Regions from separate parts of the Homo sapiens genome. Here region 2 is linked to region 1. The links are chromatin loops, found by intact Hi-C in ENCODE. Cell type or tissue: lower leg skin. All regions are shown on one strand. Region 1 holds the start of DIS3L2 (DIS3 like 3'-5' exoribonuclease 2). Region 2 overlaps DIS3L2 (DIS3 like 3'-5' exoribonuclease 2).

Evidence for each region. Peaks named below come from ENCODE experiments on the same cell type or tissue, not always from the same donor. Only the 100,000 strongest peaks of a DNase experiment are listed, where the experiment ranks them.
Region 2: it touches region 1 in a loop (12-fold over the local background); 5 of 110 quality-filtered maps call a loop at or near these places.

Annotation. Positions count from the first base shown.
Region 1 is chr2:231,959,487-231,964,486 of GRCh38, reverse strand. It overlaps DIS3L2 (DIS3 like 3'-5' exoribonuclease 2), which reads right to left and starts at 2,774. Exons shown (of 21, transcript NM_152383.5): 1 at 2,722-2,774. RefSeq lists a silencer at 2,517-2,676 and an enhancer at 2,807-2,896. In lower leg skin, no CTCF peak of the experiment used is centred here; DNase peaks (open chromatin) are centred at 2,506 and 2,806; H3K4me3 peaks cover 1,415 bases.
Region 2 is chr2:232,014,555-232,019,554 of GRCh38, reverse strand. DIS3L2 (DIS3 like 3'-5' exoribonuclease 2) reads right to left here. Exons shown (of 21, transcript NM_152383.5): 2 at 4,576-4,720; 3 at 3,884-4,041. The coding sequence starts at 4,627. Among named protein-coding and RNA genes, the nearest start is that of DIS3L2, 55 kb to the right of the region's middle. In lower leg skin, no CTCF peak of the experiment used is centred here; no DNase peak of the experiment used is centred here.

The DNA of each region.
Region 1 (5,000 bases):
CATAGTGTCTTCTGAAGTGTAAGTCCATGCTATTAACAACACCTGCTCCTACTTTCTTCAATGTAGCAAATTTCACTTGAAATATTTCTCAAACCTCAAACCTAGTCAGTCCCGGGAAGATTTCCTTCTGCAGAAAACTTGTAAGCACAAAAATCTAAGCTACAGAATATACTAACCACACCTCACTCACAACTGGGAAGCAAATTCCCCAGAAAAGGATCAGTTCAAGATGTACAATTAAATGAGTCTCACACCTATAGAACAATGGAACAGAACAGAAAACTCAGAAATAAAGCCACACACCTACAACCATATGATCTTCAACAAACTGACAAAAAACAAATGGAGAAGGGACTCCCTATTCAATAAATGGTGCTGGGATAACTAACTAGCCACATGCAGAAGATATAAAACTGTATATATTTCATGATATACATAATGGGTTAAAGATTTAAATGCAAAGACCTCAGTCAGGCACAGTAGCTCATGCCTGTAATTCCAGCACTTTGGGCAACTGAGGCAGGCAGATCTTTTGAGCCTAGGAGTCAGAGACCAGCCTGACAACATGGTAAAAACCACATCTCCATAAAAAATACAAAAATTAGCCGAACGTGGTAGTGCGCACCTGTAGTCTCAGCTACTCGGGAGGCTGAGGTGGGAGGATCACTTGAGCCTGGGAAATCGAGGCTGCAGTGAGCTGCAGTCACGCTACTGCACTCCAGCCTGGGTGACAGTGAGACCCTGTCTCAAAATAAAATAAAAGACCTCAAGCTATAAAAATCCTAGAAGAAAACCCAGGAAATACACTTCTTGACACTGACCTTGGCAAATTTTTGGCTAAGTCCCCATAAGCAACTGCAGCAAAAACAAAAATTGACAAGTTGGAACTAATTAAACTAGAGCTTCTGCACAGCAAAAGAAATTATCAACAGATTAAACAGACAACCTACAAAATGGGCGAGAATATTCACAAACTATGCATCTGACAAAGGTCCAATATCCAGAATCCCTATGGAACTTAAATCAACAAGCAAAAAACAAATAAGCCCATTTTTAAAAATGGCCAAAGGACATGAACACTTCTCAGAAGAAATACAAAAAGAAAAAACCACGACATACAAGCAGCCAACAAATATATGGAAAACATGATCATGACTAATTATCAGAGAAATGCCAATCAAAACCACAATGAAATACCATCTCACACCAGTCAGAATGGCTATTATCAAAAAGTCAAAAAACAACAGATCCTCATTAGGCTCCCTTGGAAAGGGAACATTTAAACTACTGTTGGTGGGAATGTAAATTAGTTCAGCCACTGTGGAAAGCAGTTTGGAGATTTCTCAAAGAACTTAAAGAGCCACCATTTCACCCAGCAATCCCACTGTTGGGTATATAACCAAAGGAAAACAGACCATTATACCAAAAAGACATATGCAGTTGTATGTTCACGGCTGAGCTATTCACAATAGCAAACACACGGAATCAACCTAGGTGACCATCAATGGTGGACTGGAAAAAAAAAATGTGGATGTACAGGATGGAATACTATGCAGCCACAAAAAAGGAAGATATCATGTCCTTTACAGCAGCACAGATGGAGCTGGAGGCCATAATCCTAAACGAATTAGCACAAGAACAGAAAACTAAACACCACACGTTCTCACTTATAAGTGGGAGCTAAACATTGAGCACACTTACAAGTGGGAGTAGAAACATTGAGCGCACATGGACATAAACATGGGAACAGTCGGCCGGGTGCGGTGGCTCACGCCTGTAATCCTAGCACTTTGGGAGGCCAAGGCGGGCGGATCACGAGGTCAAGAGATCGAGACCATCCTGACTAACATGGTGAAACCCCGTCTCTACTAAAAATACAAAAAAATTAGCCGGGCGGGGTGGCGGGCGCCTGTAGTCCCAGCTACTCGGGAGGCTGAGGCAGAAGAATGGCATGAACCCAGGAGGCGGAGCTTGCAGTGAGCCGAATCGCGCCACTGCACTCCAGCCTGGGCGACAGAATGAGACTCCGTCTCAAAAAAAAAAAAAAAAGGTAACGGTAGACACTGTAGACTACTGGAAGGAGGGGAGAGATGGGGGATGTGGGTTGAAAAACTACCTACTGGGTTCTATGCTCAATACCTGGGTGCAATATACCCATGTGACTAACCTGCATGCGTATCCCCCATATCTAAAAGTTTATTAAAAAAAAAAACTCTCTATGATCAATAAAGGAGATAAAGTGTATCACTGTGGAAAGCGCAAACGTCAAGGACATGTTATAATTAAGCGGCTGCCCTTCAAGATTCCCGAGGCTCCCCATCCCTGCCAGTCCTGAACATCTCGATCAAGACCCTAGAGAACGCGTCCACAGGTGACCCGAGCCTCGGGAGGCGTCCTCTCTACAGCAACAGGCTCTAATTCTGGTCTCGCTCCCCTCACGCCATCCTAGGCTACAAGGGCCCCGGCGCTATAAGCGCGGCCTGGGAGGCCGGGTCGGTCAGGAGCGGAGAGTGGGGAGCTGGGGACATTGAGGGAGATGCGGGACAGGGAAGACGCGTGGGCCGGGGAGCAACGCCAGAGGCGGAAGACGCTCGTCCCGGGCCGCCACCACAGGTGCCGGGCGAAGCGCCGCGGAGCCCCCCAGAGGCCAGACCCCGGGTCGGTCCCGAGGGGGTCGTGCAGCACTAGGCGGTGCAGGGGGCAGGCGAGTGAGGGCCTCACCGTTTCTCCCCGGAGGCCGGCGCCGCCGCAGTCCCGCAGTTGCTAAGGAGAATGCTCTTCCGGGTCACGGGCGCGGCGTTCTAGAGAGCGACGGTGGCCGGGCGAGGCCGAGAGCGAAGCGCGCGGGGTGTGTGCGCGGTGCAGGAGCTCGTAGTCGGCGGTTCAGCTGCGACAAGGGCGAAATGGCCAGGCCAGGGGCCGCCGCGCCTTCTCCGGCCTCGCTCGCGGGGACAACTGGCTGCAACGGTTGGCTCCCAGTGGGCGGCCTCTGAGACGCCTTGTGCCAGGCGCCGGCTGGCTCCGGGCCCCTCTTCCACCGGAAGGAGCCTTCCAGACCCGGCTCCTGAACCTCCAGGCTCTGCTCCACTGGGCCAGGTCTTGCACGGCAGACGCCGCCGGCCCCTTTCCTGTTACAAGGCTTTGCTCATTCTTTCATTTACTCACTGCTCATTTATTGGACAACTGCTTGGGGCGAGGTGCAGTGCTGGCACTGGGGATACAGAGATGGACAACCCCCGCATGGTCCCTGCCCTCAGGATGTGAGGCTGATGGCAGAGCAAGCAGATGACGTCCTGCACGTGGGGATGATCGAAGGAAAGGAGACTAGGGGAGCCTGCCCAAGGGGCCCACCCAGACACGGGTGGGGAGCAGCTGATGTTGGAGACGTCGACCTAGTATAAAGGGTTGGGAAGAGGGTTTCAGGTGAGAGAGGAAGCGCAGCCGAGAAAGCCCCCGACAGTTCAGCCCGCCCAGGGAAGCGTGTTGAGAGGAAACAATCGTTAAGTACGGGACCTAGGAAACACCAATATTGTAGATGTGAGCAAAGGAAAAGGAAATCCAAAGAGCAGCCAGAACGTTCGGGAGAGCACAAGAGGAAAGAATGCCAGTGAGGGGATGGCCGCCATTCTCAAGCTATGGAGATCAAGTGTCCATTGGTGACCATAGAAAAATCAAACTTCCCTTTGGGAGGCCGAGGCGGGCGGATCACCTGAGGTCGGGAGTTCGAGACCAGCCTGATCAACATGGAGAAACCCCGTCCCTATTAAAAATAATAAATTAGCCAGACGTGGTGGCACATGCCTGTAATCCCAGCTACTCAGGAGGCTGAGGCTGGTGAATCGCTTTAACCCCGGAGGCGGAGGTTGCAGTGAGCCGAGATCGCACCATTGCACTCCAGAAAAAAAAAAAGAGAGAGGGAAGGAAAGACGGGAGGGCAGGGCAGGGTAGGGATCAAACTTCGGGAATACAATGTGGACAGATGCTTGAACCACCGTATGCTCCATATTGAAAAAGGAAAAGAGATGCATTAAATTGTGCCTATATTTCTCTTTTTTTTTTTTTTTTTTTTTTTGAGACGGACTATCGCTCTGTCGCCCAGGCTGGAGTGCAATGGTGCGATCTCGGCTCACTGCAACCTCCGCCTCCTGGGTTCAAGCAGTTCTCCTGCCTCAGTCCCGAGTAGCTGGGACTACAGGCGCGTGCCACCACTCTCGGCTAATTTTTGTATTTTTAGTAGAGACGGGGTTTCACCGTGTTAGCCAGGATGGTCTCACTCTTCCGCCCATCTTGTCCCAAAGTGCTGGGATTACAGGTGTGAGTCACCGCACCCGGCCAGTGCGTTGCAGTAGTCTAAGAAAATTCAGGGTTTCCCTTAGTAACTATGAGCTCCATGAAGGTGGAAAACTTTGCATCTGCAGTACCTGCCACACACACAGGCCTCAATCGATGTTTGCTTAAAGACTAAATGAACCCAAGGAACCTTTGTTTTTTAATGTTCACACAGACCTTTCTAGAACCCTCAGGAAAACTGTGATTTCAGCAAAACTTGTCTTTGAAATGTAGAGGGTAGAGGAAACCCAGCAAGGACAGGAGGCAGAGGGTGTCAGGCATCCAGGGATTCAGTGGATAGGAGAGGGGCCAGTGGGGACAGGAAGGGGAAGACCTAGAAGAGGAAGAGAACAAAGGATTGAAATAAAATCTGTGGCCGGATGCAGTGGCTCATGACTATAATCCCAGCACTTTGGGAGGCCAAGGCGGGCTGATCACTTGAGGTCAGGAGTTCGAGACCAGCCTGGCCAACATGGTGAAAACCTGTCTCTACTAAAAATACAAAAAATTAGCCAGGCATGGTGGTGGGGGCCTGTAGCCTCAGCTACTCGGGAGGCTGAGGCAGGAGAACTGCTTGAACCTGGGAGGTGGAGGTTGCAGTGAGCCTAGATCGGGCTACTGCACTCCAGCCTGGGAGACAGAGCAAGACTCCGTCTCAAAAAATAAAAAAA
Region 2 (5,000 bases), 55 kb before region 1:
AGAGAGACAGGGTCTCACTCTGTTGCCCAGGCTGGAGCACAATGGCATGATCATGACTTACCTACCATAGCCTCCAACTCCAGGACTCAAGCGATCCTCCTGCCTCAGCCTTCCCAGTAGCTAGGAATACAGGTGCACATCACCATGCCTGGCTGATTTTTATTTTGTACAGATGAAGTCTCACTATGTTGCCCAGGCTGGTCTTAAACTTCTGGCCTCAAGCAATCTTCCCACCCTAGCCTTCTAAAGTGCTGGGATTACAGGCGTGAGCCACCACACCCTGCTTGATTTCACTCTTAACAAATGGTGAAGGTCCCAGAAACTAGTTCATCCTGACCTCTATCTTCCTGGACTAGGATTTTTCAGAGAGCCAATAACAACTTCACACCAATATTCTATTCTAAGAGGAACTCCGACATCATGACTAAGACAGCTCTGGAGGCTTAGCCTGAACTTCCTTTAGCCAAAGCATCTTTTGGGATCTGAAACAGCCAATTCTGCCATGTTCATACCCATGTCACCTTGATCATCACCCTAAACTGGAGCCCCTTCCAGGCTTGTCTATCCCCTACTCTAATCTCTCCCAACATCTCCTATAACAACCTCTCAGTACTCTACCTATGAAGAGAGAAATGAAATACATTTTTTGATGTGAGAATTTATTATTTTTTTTTAAACTTCAAAACTACATGTACATGACCATGTGTTACTGTTATTGCCATTTCAAACACTGGAAAGAGGAAACTGTGGTCTCCTCCCCACATAGGAAAAAATACTAATGAAATGTCGAAGTATTAGTTAAGGTATTGAAAACAAAATAAAAATACTCTACTCCTGTTTTTTTTTAAATCCCCCTTCAATCTCTCGATAAAAGTTTCTTCTCTGGATAGGGAGAAAAAAAAGAGGTCAAAAGAGATGAGTTTGAATACTAAAGTTAACAAAAGTTTCTAAGTATCTCTAATACACTTAATTTTCTCCATCAGCATTAAAACATCCTTTCTTGTCTGGCCTTTTACCTTACCCCGCAAGGCTTGCACACATAAAGTTTATATCAAGCAGCAGATGGACTCTGTTTCTCTGCCTATGAAAATCTTATTTACAGTGTTGTATATTTCACACGGTGACCTCATATCTGGAACCCATTCCTTTTCCCATCTGCAAAGAACAACTGTTCTCATATGTAGGGGGGAGGCCCTGGCTGCAGAGTCCCATGATGTCACAGGCCAGAAGGAATCACTTACAAACTCCTGGGAATTAGAGTTGTTATATTGATCAGATTTTTGTTTTGTTTTGTTTGAGTATCAGCAACGAGTTGCTTCAAAAGCAAAAACTAAAAGGGAGCTGAAGCTAATATCACTGCAGAACGCTGTCCTCTCCTTCGCTGTCCTCTCCTTATCTCTAGACAGGTATAATTCTATAACCAAAATTCTAGGCTAGTTTTCTTTCAAGTTCTAACAACTGAAGTTCCCCCAACTCTTCTTCAAAAGACAGTATCTGGATCCTTTATTCAGTCAGTAAGTAAGTATTTATTCAATATAAATGTATTAAGCAACAGTCAAATGCCAGGCACTGAGCTAACTTCTGGAACAAGACATGACCCTGCCATCAAGGACATGAACAGTCTATCTGGGGGAAACATAAAAGCCAAGAAATGGTGTTAAGTTTAGAATAAAGGGAAAACAAAGAAGTCAACTACAGGAAAACACTAACAGCCAACTCTACTTGGAGAATTAAAATGAGGCTTCTCAAAGTGGGTAACATTTAGGCACGGACTTAAAAGGTAAGCACCATTACATCAAGGCAGCAGGAGAAAGCATTCCAAGCACCAGGAACAGCATGCACAAAGTCACAGAGACATCAAGAAGAACAGTTTTTAGAGGAAAAGACTGGAAGGCTCAGGGTGAATGGAGGAGAGTGTTCCTGGAGGAGAGTGCAGGAGGATAAGAATGGAAAGGCACAATGGGTCCTCCTATGTGAAACAAGAGAAGGGCCAAGAAACTTACAGATAAAATGGTGTTTGGGATATGGGCTGAACAATGAAGAGCAAATGAATGGATTAATGAATGGACTAACATCCAAATGCAGCTTCATCTCTCCTAAGAGAGGCCTTGTCAAATAAATCCAGGGAAAGCTTTAAAAAAAAGAAACACCAATAGGGCTGGGTGTGGTGGCTCATGCCTGTAATCCCAGCACTTTGGGAGGCTAAGGCAGGAGGATCACTTGAGGTCAGGAGTTGAAGACCAGCCTGGCCAACATGGTGAAACCCCATCTCTACTAAAAATACAAAAATTAGCCAGGCATGATGGCATGACTAATTTTTACCTTCTGTAATCCTAGCTACTTGGGAGGCTGAGGCACAAGAATCGCTTGAATCCAGGAGGCAGAGGCTGCAGTGAGCCAAGATTGTACTGCACTCCAGCCTGGGCAACAGAGTGAGACTTTCTCAAAAAATAAATAAATAAATAATAAATTAAAACCACCAAGAGTACTCCAAGAATCAGAAAAACCAACTCATTTTTTAAAAGATAGTTTTCTTTCTTCTTTCTTGTGCACGTGTGCACTTGACCACAGATAAATACAGAAAGGTAAAGAAAGGTGAAGGAAGGAAGGAAGGGAGGGAGGGAGGGAGGGAGAGAGGGAGGGAGGGAGGGAGGGGACAAAAAGGAAGAGAAGATGACAGCATCTGTAAATTGGTTAGATCTTCAGCCAAAAACACAAATACAGAAGCTGGGCTCTCAGAATAAGAGAAAATGGAACACAGCATTTTCAAGTGAGCCAGGTAGCACATGGCAATATTTCTATACTAATGAAAGTATTATGAAATAGACTTAATTCACAGAATATGTGGCCCTGCCTCCCTCCCCAGCCTACTACCTGCCTGATAGTTTATGCCCAAGGAGGCCTAAGCTGCCATACTCCATGTTGTTTCACAAGTTCATGTTTTCGTTAGCGCCACTGCCTCTCCATACCTCCCACACACATATCACTCATCTGATAGGCCCAAACTAGACCCTCAATACCTACCACGAGGGTCACCAACTCCAGGAAGCCTCTCCAGAACCTCAGCCTACACAGTTTCCCCATTTCCCCCCAATATTTTGCCATATACCCTGGTCACCCTTTTATCTGAGCACTTGCCATTTTATCCCCAAATCATCTGTTCACATGACTGCCTCCCACCACTGGGCTGCAAGCTGAAGTACAGCAAGGCAATCTTGTCTACCTCCATGTCAAAGGCACCCATGCTGCACACTTATTCTAACCATAACTGTTCCTGGCTCACAATGGATGCTCCATAAACATTTGTTCAGCCAAACCACTGAACTAGCTTGTAAACATAGTTTGTAAAGTATAAAGCACTCAACAAATACTGTCTATTGTTGTTTACTGCTTCCTTTCCAACCTCATCCATTTTTCTCCGTCGTTCAGCATCCACATGCTCCAGAAAAACTGAACTATTCAATGTTTCATATATCCAAACCCAATTTCTCACTTCTATTGTAGTAGCTCACACTGGTCCCTACATTTGTAAAGCTCTCTCTTATCTTCACTTACTCAAACTGCACCAATCCATGGCCTGGCTCAAACATGTCACTTCCAATAAAGCATCTCTAGACAATCCTAATGGGAAATAGTGGTTCCCTCCTCTCAAATCTCAGAGCACTTTTCCTGTTCCTGTCTTGTGGTGCTTATTACCTCTAAATGTACTGTAGTTCTAAGAAGAATCTGTTACCTCATCATCTCTGTTATGCCATCATAACAGCCCTGCACCTGTTACATCATCGTCTCTCTGAAAGCATATAGCACAGAACAGGAAACAGTTTAATAGATTGTTTTGGATTCTACATATTCAGAGAATAGCCTTCCAGTAGATTTTAAGCACCTGGATGAGTGTTCCTCTCTTCAAGCCTTCTGAAACATCCTCCTTGGACATGTAAGTTTCAAATATGCTCTTTTTCTTCCCTCGTGTGGACCTGTTCTTTGACTTTTTGTCACCTGGCGAAGCACCAATGTCATGTGGACCAGCCACAGCAGACACACCTAGAAACAGGAGGCAGCAATCAACTCTTTCCTCAAACATCTGTGTATTTTTAAAACTGGAGATATTATACCTTTTTACAATTATTATTTAAAGAGACCAACAAGAGACTGAAACTCCCTGATGGTGATTTTTAACAATAACAAAAAGGAAAGAGTGGCTAAGAAAACATGAATAAAATATACACAGATGAGACTTGAGTTTTAAATCAGCACAACAACACGCATGGAACATAATCTGAATAATGAGTTCAGTATTCTTTGCTATTTATAGACACACAGACTTTTTGAAAATAGAAATTACTAAAAGATTGCCACTTTTCTAGAGGAAATTAAACAGCTGTACTTAATACAACAATAAATTAAGACAGCAAGAAACCACATCTAATTCTAGAATAAATCACACAGAATACTTAACAGGTCACTAAAAGAATTATAGTAGCCCTCAGTCCTAAAAGACAGCCTCCACTTCACACCCATTCCACTTTCATTTCAGTTCTCCAGTTATTCAGGCAGACTCCATTTTCCTTTTACTACCTCTGGGGGTCCCCAGGGGCCGGAGGTTCATTCTGTAGTCAGGATGGCTCATTATTGGCTCCAAGGTCACTCTTCTCTCCAGATCCAGAGAAACCTCCACTGCTTAGCTCAGAGTTCCCGCCTTGAGCAGCTCTGTTGTCATTCGCTGAAACCAAGAAGAGATTGGTAATTGGAGAGCGGTTAAGCTGTAGCCTCCTCTGTCCTCTCAGAAATTTAGTAGTTCAATGGCAAAGGCAACATGGTGCCCCTCCTGGGTTCTGGCATCACATTCTCTGGGGCAGTTAGTCAAGCACACCATCTGTCTCAAGTTTCTTTTCAAGGCCTTCACCCTCACAGGTACCACTAGACTGCTTCTTTGGGCCACTTCAACTAAACATCTCCACAAATGGGGCAATGATGTGAAAAATAAGGAATCCTGCGGTTCT